Linked DNA regions of Homo sapiens: region 1 is linked to region 2. A link is a loop called in an ENCODE intact Hi-C map of the cell type or tissue named here. Cell type or tissue: B cell. All regions are shown on one strand.

Evidence for each region. A loop is a pair of places that touch in the nucleus more often than their neighbours do. Peaks named below come from ENCODE experiments on the same cell type or tissue, not always from the same donor. Only the 100,000 strongest peaks of a DNase experiment are listed, where the experiment ranks them.
Region 1: it touches region 2 in a loop (5-fold over the local background); 2 of 110 quality-filtered maps call a loop at or near these places.

Annotation. Positions count from the first base shown.
Region 1 is chr3:44,042,227-44,050,226 of GRCh38, reverse strand. All of the region lies in intron 2 of LOC124909489 (a long non-coding RNA gene), which reads right to left. Among named protein-coding and RNA genes, the nearest start is that of MIR138-1, 68 kb to the left of the region's middle. RefSeq lists an enhancer at 4,005-4,244. In B cell, no CTCF peak of the experiment used is centred here; DNase peaks (open chromatin) are centred at 4,176 and 7,276; H3K4me3 peaks cover 479 bases; H3K27ac peaks cover 2,659 bases.
Region 2 is chr3:43,889,651-43,897,650 of GRCh38, reverse strand. The region is part of intron 1 of LOC107986081 (a long non-coding RNA gene); the gene reads left to right. Among named protein-coding and RNA genes, the nearest start is that of ABHD5, 200 kb to the right of the region's middle. In B cell, no CTCF peak of the experiment used is centred here; DNase peaks (open chromatin) are centred at 3,290 and 4,910; H3K4me3 peaks cover 2,138 bases; H3K27me3 peaks cover 675 bases.

The DNA of each region.
Region 1 (8,000 bases), 150 kb before region 2:
CCCGGGGTAGGGATATAAGGACCAGCAATGAAGGACCCATTTCAATTCAACAAAAATGTATTGAGGCCTCACCAGGTGCAGGACACTGCGCTCAGCTTGGGGAGAGGCCGGCAGAGAGGGACAGAAGACAGACAGTGGTGTCAGGGCTGCAGCTCAACAGTGCTTAAGTCAGCTGAGCCCCTGGCATCGCACTGCACCGATTGAACAGCGAGGTTCTTTGCACACCATTGTTCCAGCAAGTCAAACGACTTACTTCTAAAGGTGGGGGCTGTGCCCTTTGAAAGTCCCAAGAAACAAATGGGCCCACTTTGGCTTTCTGCTCAGGATGGCCTGTTCTGCAGCACCTCGTGCTGACTGACTGCCCCTCTGTGACATGCGGCAGTGCGGATGTCACAGAAATGTAAAAATGCCCAGAGGGTGCCAATGTCCCCACCAAATGCTCTCTTCTCTACACTCCGGTAATCTCCACTTAGCGTGGTCCACAGAGCGCACATGTAGACAGACGCCCTTCCACCGTTAGCTCTTACATTTTCACATGTGAATCTCAGTGGTTGAATGACACGTTGATTTCTGAGTGGACTAAAGTTGATATTTGAAATTGGATTAAGCATTCCAACCTGTAAGAGTTAAGTCATCCTTAAAGTGTGAAGACTGAAAAATAACATTGAATAAAATTATAGATAAAATTCCTTTAAAAGCAGGAAAAATCTGACAAGAGCCAAAAGGGACTTTATATAATGATATGTAAAAATATTTATTACAAGGAAATAAAATAAAAATATCTACTTATTTACTCTAGTTTTAAAGAAGTTAGAGCAAAGACACAAGTTGGCCAAAATCATCAATTTTATCCCCAAATCAAATCCTCTTATAAAAACTATTACCAGAAGATCTCTGTTTAACATCTCTAAGCCCCGGTCAATACTTTGATGCCATCATGTTCTAATACAAGTGATGAACCTAGAGAGTCTCCTGGAATTTGCTGCTGTGGGGTTTAATCTGTATTAAAGTTCTTATCTTTGATGGAGAAAGGTTTGTGGGGGAAGCCCTGATCAAACCCGACAGTTCTGCCTACAGAACACCAATCAACTCAGTGCTTGGATCTGGAAGACATTTCACAGAACTGCAGAGTTTTTGCACTACTGAAATGACCTTGAAAACCCAGGCAAACAGGCTCCAAGGTAGAAAAGGCATCTTCCATTTGGGAAAGAAGAAATGCTTTGGCCAGACATTGCTCAGAGGTCAGAGGTTCATTTTTGGTAATCTCAGTTAAGTCCCTCACTAACAGGACCCCTCACCAAGGTGCTGTGAAGTCCCCAGTGGCTGGCTTCAAGTGTTGGTGGGGTAAGACCTTATATTGGTAGGTTGCCTGTGGGGTGACAGATTGAGAGCAGGTCATCACTCCCACCTATGCCCATGGAAGACATTACTAATCAATCAGATGCAACCTCAAACCTCCTAACACTGATCTCAGGCAGCAACTCACTTCTGCACACCCTACTGTGACAAGGAAAATCCCCCAGGCCAAACCCAGAAAGCAATTTCCTCATCAACAGCTTTTGGACCACAAGCCTAGGGTCACCGCTAAAGAAAGTCAATTACAAAAGCTTTGTGCTTATAGGTAGCATTCAGAAGTCTGCCATTAGTCATGTTTAGAATTCCAAGAATGGACTTGTATGAAGAAGGCTGGCTCAACAAACTTGGTAAAAATACCAACAAAACCCAATACACTGGGCCCTTTGTTTATCTGGGCTGTTCATACAGAAATGTTCCAATTCAGAAGTATTTACAAAGAACTGAAATGACCATTCACCAAAGACCTCTTGGGTTGCTCTAAAGTGATTAAAATGGAGGGACTGGCCACTAGAGATGACTGATAAAACTTGAATTATTTGCAAGCCAGAACCTTCCTGCCAAACTGCATTCCACAGATAACTAAGGAAGTCACACAGGGTCTAAAACTGCTTGTGTGGTGGCTGGCTCACCTCCTCGACCCCCGCCACAAGCCTCCCTTGGTTAATAAAGGTGGAACCCAGAGACCATTCTGAAGACTGCATAAGACCCTCCTACCCCTTTGATCCGGGGAACCTGATGCTTAACAGAGGAATGGGCATCTGAAGCTTTCCACAAACATGTCCATGCTGTTAACTGAACGGTATATAAAAAATGTGGATGCTAACAATACTTTTGGACCCCAGCTAGGTTGCAGAAATCTAGCAAGGTTTCTCCAGGTCCTAAGCCCTCCCCTATGGAGATGGAGCAGGTTTCACTGGTTACAGAGAATCAGCAGTGGACACCAGTAATCAGAAGATATCATTCACAGCCAGATTTTTTAGGCACAGTGCTGTATCACACAGTAACTTGAAACTAATAAGAGGTAATAACGTGTTAAAATTTTAAGAATAAGATTGGCTTCTAAAAATATCATTGCCAAGTCTACCCATATAATCACATCCCTTGCATTCCGACGAGCCTGCTGGAGTGGGAAAGGGGGTGAATTTTGGTGACTGCCAGGGAACTGCTCATGGTGGGCAGCCTACTTTGTCTATGCCATGGCCCTTAGTGGTTCCCATTAATCGTGTCCTATTAATACTGGTGGCAGTTACTAAGTACCTTCATGCTTTATTTTCATATCCAAGATGTTTGTTCTTAGTTTTGTTGGAATCAAAGGATACCCATGGAAGTTTATTTCACATGTCAATATTACCTAGTGCCTATGTCTGTGGTGGGGGTAGAGGGACAAGAATTTTCTCTGAAGCAGTCAGAATTCTTTTGATGGAGAACTTGGAACTGGAAGAAGTAGGTCATTGCTTGGCACAGCTGGTTACAGCTCAGCCTGGGGATCCTAAGGTCCCACCTGGCTGGGAGGACTTCCAGGTTCAGGTCAAGTCTATGCATCTTTCAAAGCCTTCTCCTCTCAATATGGTTTTCTCAGGTGTTTTTAGTACAGAAAGGAGAAGGCACTCCTGGTCTACCTGAATCATGGTGCATGTGGAGGCTGTAGTTCTGCCTGCAAAGCAGTTGGGTTTTTGGATTTACAAAGCAAGTGCAAGCAACAAGGGCAGACTTTCCAGGGGCTGAGTCTCAGAACTAAGAGGTCGAACCACCGAAAATGACCTTCACAATCATGAATCTATTGTCTTATTCTCACCCTTTGACAAGGAAAAATACACAGTGAAAAAAACTGGATTATAAAACACTGTTCAACATAATCATAATTTAGTAAACCAAAAATGTATGCAAATACTTATAGAAAGAATACTGAAACAGCAAAATATTAATGGTGGTCCCTTTGACTTTCTCCCTCTGCCATTTTTGGATATAGAATGATAACACTAGCTGTGTTGTACCCCCTTCAGGAAGTTCTTCACTCTATTATGCACATACAGAGGCTAACAATATACGGAAAATGTTACATCTCACACCCTTAGACTTCTGCAGGAAATAACCCAAGGGCTACCAAGTTCACACCAACATACCATACAATGCTGCAAGGAAGATTATCATACTTGATTGTAAAATTGATACTTAGTTTGAAGCCCTCTTAACATTTTCATCCATTCCACCAAAAATTAATCTTCTCTGTTCTATATTAATGGTGACTGGCTAACAAAGGAATCTCTACAATTGATTATAAAATTGATACTTAGTTTGAAACCTCTTAATATTTTCATCCATTCCACCAAAAATTAATCTTTTCTGTTCTATATTAATGGTGACTGGCTAACAAAGGAGTCTCTAAACTTGTTTGAGCACATGACCTCAATGGTAAAAGAGACTAATCATAACACAGACTTACGCATATTTATTCATAAAGTGGGTGCATGTATACTTACATGTTAAGTCCATTATCAAATGTATGAGAATGGAACTGTTCTAGTCCAATGGTCTGTATTTTTCCTGTACCACACTGGGTTATCTTGTGTGTGCCTGACTTTGGAGATCTAGAGTTTAAACACCAGAGAGAAAAAAGTGGCCAGCATAATATGGCTGATGTTAATTTGCTACCTGGGAGGCTTCCTGGGCAGGGATCCAGAAATCTCCACCATTCACCCCCTCGCATGCATAAGGGCTCCACCAGCCAGCACCTTGGAAACCCCCAACCAGATGTGTACAGTGGACTCAACCATCTGCACCTGGCAGGTCACCAGCAGGAACTCATTCTTTCCTGGGCTGAAAGTCCCTTCCCACAGAGAGGCTCAGGGTGGCTGTGACTGGGGACTTCACAGTTGGCTGAGGGCCAAGGAACCTCTGCGAATGAAGCACTTCCCTATTTTTTCATATGGTTTGTCTAGAAGATGACTAAATAGAAAAGCTTTGGTGATTCTTCTTTTTCTGCTCAGCACTCAAATATAAACAGTGGTCAGAGTAATAATAATCATAGGTTTTGGAATGTTTTCATAAAAATTTGATGTCAATTAGGACATTCAGGAAAGCTAAAAACACCTCGGTGTAATGCCACATCCAGATTTGCCTTTAAAATCGTGAATAAAAAATGCTGAGAATCTGCATGGTTTTCTAGTTCCTCCAAACAAGTTCTGAGTGACAGGGGATAGCTCATTAAGTTCAATTCTGGGGAGATTAGAAGTTTAAAAAATAATCAACCCTAAACTAATGTGACTCCAAAACCAAGTCTCATAAAATGTCTGTTAACCTTCAATTCCATCTTTGCCAAGTAGAAGCTCTAAGAGTGTCTGGGGTTCCCAGCACCTCATCTAACATCCAGTGCTAGCAGAAAGCAAGAACACAGTCCCTCTGCTGAAGAATGAATGAGCAAACGAATGATCACTTGATAGCCTGGAGTTCATTATTGAGGTACAGACGTAAGCCTATATGTTCTAGTGGTTTGTTTTAGAGGCTTTATTTATTTATTTATTTTTACTAGATGCTGGAAAGACAGATGAAAGTAATGATGCCTTCTAACTTCAAAGAGCTCACAGACCAGTGAGAAAAAAAGAAGGTGAGCAGAGAACATCAACCTAGGGTGCTCTCACGAGGGTCTGAACACGTTGCAGGAGGTTGTGGAGGAATGCTTAACATGGGTGCAGAAAGGTTTCGGTGGGGGCCTGGCCCTTGGGGCCAGGTAGTGATGGGTGAGGGAACTGGTCAGCCTGTGCAGCTGGGGCTGGAGGGCCATTCCCAGCACAGCAATCAGCTCGTGGGGTGCACAGAAGCACAGTGTGACTGGGAAGGGTGACAAGTCCAAAGTGCTTAGGCCCAAAGGAAAAGGTTGCCTGCCTGGGAAGCACCACGCAAGCTAAGGCATTTTCATTCTACCCTGCAGGCAGTGAGGAAACTAGAGGTGGTTTTAAGTAGGACACAGAGTCTCCTTCCTTACTTTTTTTTTTTTTTGAGATGGAGTCTCGCTCTGTCGCCCAGGCTGGAGTGCAGTGGCCAGATCTCAGGTCACTGCAAGCTCCGCCTCCTGGGTTCACGCCGTTCTCCTGCCTCAGCCTCCAGAGCAGCTGGGACTACAGGTACCCACCACCACGCCCAGCTAATTTTTTGTATTTTTAGTAGAGACGGGGTTTCAGTAGAGACGGGGCTTCACCGTGTTAGCCAGGATGGTCTCAATCTCCTGACCTAACAGGTGATCCGCCCACCTTGGCCTCCCAAAGTGTTGGGATTACAGGCGTGAGCCACTGCTCCTGGCCTCCTTCCTTACTTTTTTAAAGCATGACTGGATTTGAAAAGAAAAAAAAAGATTACCAATGTGAAAAAAGAAAATACCCAAAAATAATGTATCTGCTAAGATAGGTTAAAATATAATCTTTGTTCTTCTATATGAAGATATCAAATTCTAAATCATTAATAATGGGGCAGAATCACCTTTTAATTGATCAGAATTAATCCAGTGCTGAGCACAGCTATCTGGACATGGTGCACACTCTGTGGACATCTGTTATAGTGAACAATATGAGTTTAAGCTTTGGAGAGAACCAAGTTAAAGGGGTCTCACTTTTTATGGGTATCATAACTGAACACTACCTTGAGAAACTGACTACAGATGTCTAGAAATGTGTGCTGGATAATGTTTCAATGGAAACCACTGTATACAAAGAATGACTTTGATTTCTCAAGAAGAATATATGAAAACATAAAGCAACAAGTCCTATTATGTTAAAACCAGGAAAATAACAGCACCGTGCATGCTCATGAAATACCACAAAAACGACTTCTCTGGTTTCCCCTGTCCTTATAGCCATTAAGGAAAAGGCAGCATATTCCTCAGAGTTTCTGGCCCAGAAACCCACGCCTATTGGTTGGAATGACCTGCCATCTGCCATTCTGAGTGGCATGCTTCGGTGACACTAAGAAGGGAGGTTTGCATGTTGGCTACAGGGTGGTGAGGTTTATGGGTTGGAAATTACTGGAATTCTCTGCATGTTCTAGTCTGTAGGAAAGTAACAGGTAGGAACTCTGAGGAAGGTTTTCTCCATGCTGCAGAAAGGGCTCAACTCCATGAAGTCCCTATACCAAAAGCAGGGCTGTGTCTAGCGGCTGTGGGAGGCAAGAAGGTAGGAGTTACCCTTGGTAGGACTGGCCCATCATTTAATGTGCCCTGGACACATAGCCACGTGGGGAGAAGAGGACAGCTGGTGCTCTGCTCTCTACTGCCCGCTTCTAGGTACTCAGAAGCACCAGAGTTAGCTTCCTAACCCAGCGAAATCCCCTCATCATATCCAGCCCCAAACACTCACCCTGCATGTGCCAGCCAGCTGACTTTCATAACCTGCGTTTTGCCCGTCCAGATGTCAATGAAGATGATGTCAAGTGGATTTTTACAATCCTCAAACACTGGCAGGCTTCTTCCAAAATTCGCAAGTAAACATTGGAGGTAACTTAATGAAAGTTTGTTGCCTTGCTGCTTTGACATCAAACACTGGCCCTAAAGTCAGGCTTTGCTTTTATACGGCTACTTTGAAAATATAAATAAAGTTCTCTTCTACCTCCAGAACCAGAATCTCCCACCTGTACCCTACATGGAACAACTTGGAGCAAGGAGAGGAGGCTGAAATGGACAAAAGCTTTTTTTCCTGACTAAGAAATCCAAGATGGAACAAAAACCCAGTTGAGCACTACAGATTGAGTCAAGGACTCCAGTTTGCCCAGAATGGTGGGCTCCAGTCACAGAGATCACCTTATTCAGTGAGGGATCACTACAAGGTAGGAGGGGAAGACTTGAACTTCCAGAGAGTCAAGGGCAGACAGAGTTCTGCAATCCTGTCCAAAGCAGTAGCACGAAGTACCACAGCTGGAAAGCCCCTTACAAATAACGGTGCAGCCCTTTCATTTTACATATAGGCATATGTAAAATGCCTTCCTTCTTTGGGCCTCGGTTCCCTAATGTGACAAGTGACCAGGGCAGAGTACCGAGGATAAGAATCTTGGGTATCTTGGTTGTTGAATAATTCTTTTTACCAACACACCAAGCTGCTTCCAGATATGGATAATCACTTTTCACCTCCCAGCTCAGAGAATGCCTTTAAAACATATTCAAATCCTATGCAGTCTAAAAGCTTGACAAGAATTCTTGTTTTGGCAAGATTCATGAATTGATAGTCCACAGAAGAGCACATTCAAATGGCCAACAAACACAAGGAAGGATGCCCAACCTTAGGGGTTGTCAGGGAAACGCAAGTCACAGCAACGATATGCTATCGCTGTCACTCTTTTTAATTTTTACCAATCTGATAGGTGAGAAATCCCACTGCTGGTGGGTCAGGCTGGGTATGGCTCAACATCACGGGTGGAAATGTAAATTCATTCAATTATTTAAAAAGCAATCTGATGACATAGGTTTCCACTTAAAACACACAGTCCCTTACACTTGGATCTCACCTCTGACAGTCTTTCCTTTGGTAGACACTGTTGGGTTGGTTTCCTACTCAGCATCCATTTCCCCTCTCCTCTAACAGAAAGCTAGCTTTCTTATGTATCCATCCCTACCCCCTACACAACTCACCCGATCTTCACCTACAGCTTCTCCCAAGGACCTA
Region 2 (8,000 bases):
CAGAGGATGGAATGGTAGTTTGCCTGTTGACTGTCATTGAGTCCTGGATAATCACATGCAAATGTTATCCATCTTAGGCTTTTTTTTTTTTTTTTTTTTTTTTTTTTTTACGATGCAGATAACAGAAGTCAAGGATCAGGCATGAATAAGCTACCCCACTAGTAAGGATCTTGAAACCCAGTAGCTGAGACTCCATAAGTTCTGTGAACTCAGTTTTCCTCTGGGTCATGTTCCTTAGGATATTTTTTTTCTGTCGTATTCAGGAAAGAAGCCTAGACTCCTTTGATTCAACACTAAACTGTTCACAGTAGTTATCCCTAGAATGAAATTGTAGCCGGGGAGACTGTGAAAGGGCTATTGCTTTTAATACTGTAAAAGGGCTACTACCTTTTAATGTTTCTATAGGGCTTGAATTTTTCATATCAAGCATGTACTCTTTTGGTAACTTTTGAAAATAATGTAATTTAGCTGCTATGATAAACCATTTGCCTTGCCCTGTGGCATGGACAAGAAACCTGTCCTATGCATTCCTGAGAAGATCTCTTCATTTTTGGTAAACAATGAAAAAATCCGGTCCTTAATGTCTCTTCTTTTTTCAGAATGCATTTGGATCCTTTCTGCTATTAGCTTTCTTAAACGTGATATGAATTGTCCTGCATCCCTGGTTTCTCTCTGTCCCATGAGTCAGCTGTTCAAATGTATTTTAAAACATTAATTTTTAAGTGAAATTAGAATACAGACCACACTTATTTATCCACAGTGCCTGGGTCTAGTGCCTGGTATAAAATCAACACTTTAAAATGTTTTGAAAAATGGCTGAGAACTCATATTAGTCAAGGGACTCCTAATGACCACGGAGTTGTTTCCATATGGCAGCCACTGCAGGTCTTCGGGGGTGGGAGGTGAGCCTTGAGTTCTTTAAAAGTCTTTCCCTGGGATGTCGACCCAGATACCAAATGCAGTTGGGAAGGGAAAGTGGTAGTCTGGCCAATGGTGTAAAATTAGGTGTAATATATGAGAATACAACTGCTTGTGTCCTACTTACCTAGTCATTGGGCAAGGCAGGTTAGGTCTGAAGGGGAAATTACTGGCCAGAATCTCAGCATTTTACTGCAAGCTTGAGAAACTGAAAACAAAGCAAAACAAAACATAATCAGTTTTTCCTTGTTGTGCTTGTTTTGACAATAATTTGTTTTGACAAACTGACACTCTTAAAGATGGCTTTTCTGATATTTTGTAAGGCCACTGCACTATCTGCCATTTAACATTTTAGAGTAACTTCCAAGTTTCACACCTCTTGAGCGCCTAGCCACTTTTTGCTAGCATTGCTTCATGTTGTGAGAGAAGAGACCACCTAATGTCCTGACGTGCAGTGGTGACAGTAGACACATTTAAGTCCAACCTTAGCCCTTCCAGTTCTGGTCCTGTGACCTTAAGTCTCTGAGCCTCAGTTTTCTAATCTGTCAAATGGTATTAATGATGCTAGCTGTCTCTAGAGCTGTTTTAGGGATTACAGGAGGTAATCTTTTTTTTTAAGCACAGGGGCTGGTGCATAGTAAAGACTCAATAAATGATAACCATTGTTATCATCATCAACATTAAAAGCTTATCAAAGAGGGCCAGAAGGACTTGGGATATGGATCCAGGAAATCTACCACTTTCAGGCCAAGTAATAATCATATTAATAAAACCAGTAGAGTTCTGCTGGGTCATTCTTCTGGGACCTCATGTTCTGTTCTTTGCAGTATTGGGAAGTGGGCAAGGAAGAGGGGCGTGGAGAATGGAGGTGAGGAAGGGGGCTGGGAAGGCAGAGGGAAAATGAGGGCTGCTGATGGTTGGTGGTTCAGAGGCAGCAAAGCCAGCAGTGAGGAAATGGGAATTACCAGGCACTGAGGAGCCCTAGTGCCAGCTCTTTGCTGACATAATTAATGAGGCTGTTGTGCCAAAAACGAGGCATGTTGTTAATATACAGACCTGTTGGGAGCACAAGGGAAATGCAAATAAAAATTTTGCCAAAAGAGGAGTGGGGTCAAATCAGCTCCAGAGGGCGACCACGTTGTCTATAAAACTCTAGTATATGGGAGGCCAGGAGACAGTATGAAGAAAAAGAGAGGAATTGATTTCAAACAGGATCAGTAGCTACTAAATAGTAGACTTTTAATATTCGTGTTTGCTGATTTTTCCTTTTGTGTCTATTTCTTTCAAAGTCTGTTCAGTTGGTGAAATTCACTTGATAATGAAGACTACTTAGGTTGGTGCAGAAGTAATTTAATTTTTTAAAAAAAGGCAAAAACTGCAATTACTTTTGCACCAACCAAATAAAATTTCAATGGAGTTTTAGCATTCAGGACTTTAATATACATTCCATAAGATACACAAGAAAAAAACCTGAAAGATTATTTTTATTTTTACTTTAAAGAGCTCTGGGCTGCTGAGAGGAAGCAGTCTTGAACCTATATAAAATTGTGATTTTTGTGCCTGTTTCCATCATAAAAACCAAAAATGATTATTGGTTTCTTATGTGTGTTCTCAATGGCGAATTCAATTTTTTTTCCCAAAGAGCCTTGTTGAATCATCCGAGTGAGACGTGGACCAAGGTGAAGGCGCCTGCGGGTGGCTTTCCTGTCCAGGGGTAGGCAGGAAATAGAGTCCCGGGCTGCCACTGCTGTCCCCTATGGGTGTGGCTGGGGACTGGCTGGGAAGAAAGCCAGCATCATTTGATGCAGTTGCTCTGGAAGGTCGCTGAGCACGGGCCCTGGCACCCACCTTCCCAAACACAAGCCCGGCCCTCGGCCCAGCGGAGAGTCTCGTACAGGGGACAGGGATGGCGATGCTGGTCCCACGGGAGCCAGGCCGGTGTCCCCAGGGGATGAGGGGTGGGGGGCAATACAAGGAGGTTACTTTGGTCTGTTGCTCCCGCTTTGTTAACCCATCCCTATGTCCTATCCCCTTCTTCCCTGGCTTTGCCCAAGCCGGGTAACGAGAAAGCGCTAGGAACCAAGTGGCTGTTGGACGTGGCCGACTGCGGAAAGGCCTGCTTTATTTCGTCGCAGTTCATTTATTTTCCTTTTCGTTCTGCCGGCTGCCACGTGTTTGGTAAGTTAGAGCACGAAACACTTTAAGATGGGCCTGTGGGGCCGGAGCAGAGCCGCAGAGCTGTGCAGGCGCGCGTGTGCACGTGCGCGCCTGTATGCCGCGTGGGCGTGCGCGCGTGCACGTGGGCCGTGTGCGCGCGCACATTGTTTCTGTCTCCAGCGGTTGGGAGCGCGCTGGCGTTGCCTGTGGGCTTGGGGCCCCTGCGCCGGGGCGGAGCGGGCAGCGAGGCTGGCGGGAGATGCTGGGCTGCTCTGGAGAGCGCGCAACCGGCGTGCTCACCCTGTTAAGGCTCCGCTCTTCGCTGTGCCCAGATCCACACAGGTAGCCTTCAACCGCCGCCCAGGGAAGTCAGTGCTCTTATTAGCTTCAATTTCCGGACGAGGAAGTGAGGCACAGAGAGGTTAAGGAGCCCAGCTATTAGGAGCCTTTGAACTCAGACAGTCTGGCTCCAGAATCTGCATCTTAACTCCATTACGCGTTATTTTTTAAACGCAGGCCCGCCCCCCCCCGCCCCCCTGGACTCCGGTTTGAAACGCATTGAATAATGAATCCTTTTCGCCTCCCTCCCTCTGAAATAACAGTTCAGTTCATCGAAAACCCAGAGGTAGCCTACCGTGTGACTCAGCGGCACGGAAAACATCAGAGTCATTGACTTTGGCGTGGCAAAGTGGGATCTCACACATGGTACTTTATCAAATAAAGGGCACTGGCATGTTAAACTGATTCGTAGCATCTTTTAAATGTGACAAAACATAAGCTTTGATCACACTTCTGATTTTTTTTCCCTGACTTTAAGTGATGCATTATAGTAGGAAAATACAGGAAAGGACAAAGAAGAAACTAAAAGTTCCCCATAATCTCAGCTCTCCACCCCATAATACTATACGTTGTTGAAAATCTAGTGATTTTTTTCTAAGCATATACTATCACAAAATTGATTAAAAGAAATTTAAAACAGTATCATAATGTACATGGTGTTTTATAATTTTTATATTTAATAATGCATCACGAACATTTCCCCATATCAAATATTCTACTACAAATGTTTTTAATGACTACACCGTATTTCATTATACAAATTTGCCATGACTTAACTTGTCACTAGCCTTATTTTTTGACTTTTCAGTTGCTCCCCAACTTTTGCTATTATAAATGATGGACACCAGAATGCAGCAATTTTTTATACACACTATTTCCTTGGGACAAATGGGATTGCCAGGTCAAAGATCATCACACTTTTAAAGGGGTCAAACTATTATCTAGAAGGGTGGGCTCAGTACACTCACCTCCAAGTAGAATAAGTGTGCCCGTTTTCTTTCTCAATTCTGGGTGTTATTGCTCCAGGCAATCTTTCTTAATAAACAAAATACAGCCTTCAAAAAAAATACCTCAGTTATTTCATTAGACTGTGCCAAGTTTCAAGAGAAAGACTTTATATGATTGCAGATACTTGAAACATTTGGGAAATTCAGTTTATTCAGATGCTCCCAGGACTGCACAAGACTCAGCAAAGGACGTGGTAAAATAAGGGCACTTTGGAAAAAGGAACTAGGAAAGAATTCTCAAGCCATTTTTTTTTTTCAGGGCAGAGAGATAGATGATGTCTCTAAAATAAAAAAGGAGGTATTAATTGCCTCTTTGGCTGGGTCTTTGACTCCGTGGCAACTTTCCCATTGTCAGGTCTGAAAACGTTGATGGTGCTGCTTGCCGCAGAGCTACTGCAGAAATATTCAAGGCAGCAAACCTGGGCAATTAGGGTTTCTGTTAATTTTCTTCCCCTTTCATTCTACCAGCTTCCCCTCCCCCTATGTCAGCTAGTTGGAGTGACAAATATTTAAAGTCAGCCTGTCACGCATGAGCAGCGCAGCTGTGTGAATGACTGATTTTCTTGACGTTCTAAACAGCTTTGTGTGTGCATGTGGAGACCTGCAGACCCCAAACCTGCCACCGTCTGCCCCACAAGACAACATTGGTTTGATATTTGAGGCAACAGTGGGGGGTCTAGGCAGGTGGCATTTTATGACCAGGAAATGAACGGACATATAATCTGCAGATGTTTTAGGAATAGGCATGTTTGTCACAATGACCTCTAGGTAAATTTCTGCAGTGACAAAGAGGAGACTTTTCAGGTGTGGTTTAAATTCCTTTCCTTGCACAGCGTGCTCTAAAATCACTTTTGCCTAAGGGACTGGAGACCATGATGTCCTTAGTGAATCTGAAAGATGCACTTGGACCCGACTGGCCTTTTTTCTCCCCACTCAGCGTTGCAGCAAGAGTAACAGATGTCTATTTAGGGAAGGCATGTTCTCTTTTTCTATGCAAACCGTGTTGCTAAAAATTCTCTTTTAGATGAATTATTAAACCCAATTTATGAAATAAGGACAATACAGATTTCCTCTGGAACTATTCTTTCTCTCTGATATGTGATACCCGTGTCTGCTGGTGGAGAAAAGCAAAGAGAATTTGAGAAGCCAGGCGGGGATGGGAGAAAAGTGAGATAAATAAATACAGGTTATTTTATAGCCCTAGAAATTCCCTGAATGTTTGGACCCCTTGGGGTCCATCTAGAATTCTTTAGCCATCATATAGAAACACACAAAAACGTAATTATTTTTGTAAACCTAGATTTCTTCTCATGGTCTAATGAAGTAGGAATATTTAACTTATCACAGTTCCTTTAAGAAACAGTACTGCTTTTGTTTGAGAACAGGCATTGATCTGTGTTTGGAACATCAAGGTGGTGCTTCTAAGGGAGAGAGTAGGTTATTCTTTTTTTATTCAAGGGGAGGTATTTTGTGTTGCTCTTGAAGGGGACTCAGCAGGAAAAAGTGGCTGGAAGAGCTGAGTGGACATAAAGCCACAGAGAGGTGCAGTGGCCCCTGGATGTCCTGAGGCTGGGGATGCCTGGGGCTCTCAGCTGGTTGTTTGGGTTATAAACTTAACGTGAGGTGGAAACCAGCATCACCTCTCTTATGAAATCTTCAGTAACATCTACTTTTTAAAAGCATAAAGCCTTTGCTAATGAATATTCTCCTTACATTTTTTAGATGAACTCTGTTATAGAATTTATATCCCTTTTTGCAATACATGAATTTTTATAGTAATTATGAAAAAAAAAATTTAACCGTTAACTTGAAATTCACACCTCAATGCCAACCTTAGATGCTGCCTCCGAGGAAATAACTTCCTGCCCGTTTTATCTGCAGTGCGGTCGTGGACCTGCAGCATCACCTGGGAGCTGGATAGACCTAGTGACTTAGTCTGTTCAGGCTGTTATAACAAAATACCTTACACTAGGTAATTTATAAACAACAGAAACTTATTGCTGACGGTCCTGGAGGCCGGAAAGTCCAAGATCAAGGTGCTGGCAAATTCAGTGTCTCGTTCAGTGAGGGCCCATTCCTCATGGACGGTACCTTCTTGCTGTGTCCTCACGTGGTGGAAGAGGCAAAGGGCTCCCTCAAGCCTCTTTTATAAGGGCACTAATCCCATTCATGAGGGCCCTATCCTCTTGACCAAATCACCTCCTGAAGGCCCCACCTCTCAATACCATAACATTGGAGACTAAGTTCCAATATGTGACTTTTGGGAGGACATCAACATTCAGACCATAGTACCTAGTGAATCAGAATCTGCATTGCAACAAGATTCTCAGATAATTCAGGTGCGTATTACAGTTTGCAAACTGCTGGTCTGCAGTCCCGGTTCTAAACTTGGCTGCACATTGGAATCACTTGGGAAGCTTTACAAAATATAGATTCCAAAGTCCCATTCCTAAGGATTCTAATTTAATTGATTTGGGGAGGCAGGGCTCCCAAACATCTGGATTGTGAAAGGCTCCCCAGGTGATTCTAATATGTGGTATATTTGAAAACCCCTGATTTCAGAACGCTTTCTTCTTCAGGTCATGTCTAAGCTCAGACACCTTGTGAGGTGCCTGGCCTGGCCACAAAGTCTGTGCTGCTTGGGAATCAAAGCTCGCCTACAATAGTAGTGCTCTGCGTTCTCAAAAACTTCTGTGTAACAAATTTTCACCATGAGACTCAATAGAGGATTTAAGCCAATAGCAGACAATCAGAGGAGCTTCCAGGATCACTCTTCTCTAGCACCTTGACCCCCATCTTCTGGTTTTGCAACCCCATGAGACTGCCTAACATGGTGGTCAGGGAAAGGGTGGTCAAGCTCCCTGGGTTCAAACCACGGCAGTGTGCCCTAACATAGATTACCTACCACTTTCAAACTCCATTTCCTCCTCTCTACTTGGGGTTAATAATAGTACCTACATCCTAGGGTTGTGAGAACAGGTCCAACAGAATGCAGGGAACCTACTTACCAGGACTTGTATTCAAGTAATAAGAATATATGCACCATGAGGACTAACAGAAGGAATAAAACCTAATTAACACTCAACTTTCTCCGCTGTCGGAAGCCTGCAGATGGGAATGGCAACAAGAAACAAGTCCATTCATGCTGCAGACACTTATAAACACTCAAGAATTGAAGGACCAGGAACCTCTGAAAGTTGGGGTAATTGGAGGAGCTGAAGGAAGAAGGTTTGATACGTCTGTGTGAAGAGTCGTTAAATCCCTGCCCAACACAACCTGAGCTCAAGGCCTTCCTTGCCCCAGCAGAAGCCTGAAGTTTTACCCTCCGAAGAAACTGATCCAGGCTGGCTTCCAACCCAGAGTTGCCAGGCACAGCTGGGGTAGAGGTGAGGCCCTGGACAGAAACAAGGTTAAACGAAATTTTGCAGCTTTACCCCCACTTCAGTCCTATTTCCCCAGTAGGCTCCCAGAATGCATTAGATTCCCCAGGCCAGAAACCAGAGGAAAGAGCAGAAATACTGAATTTTGGCGGAATCTTCCAAAGGAACAGCAGCAGGTCCCCTGCCTGATCATCCTCAG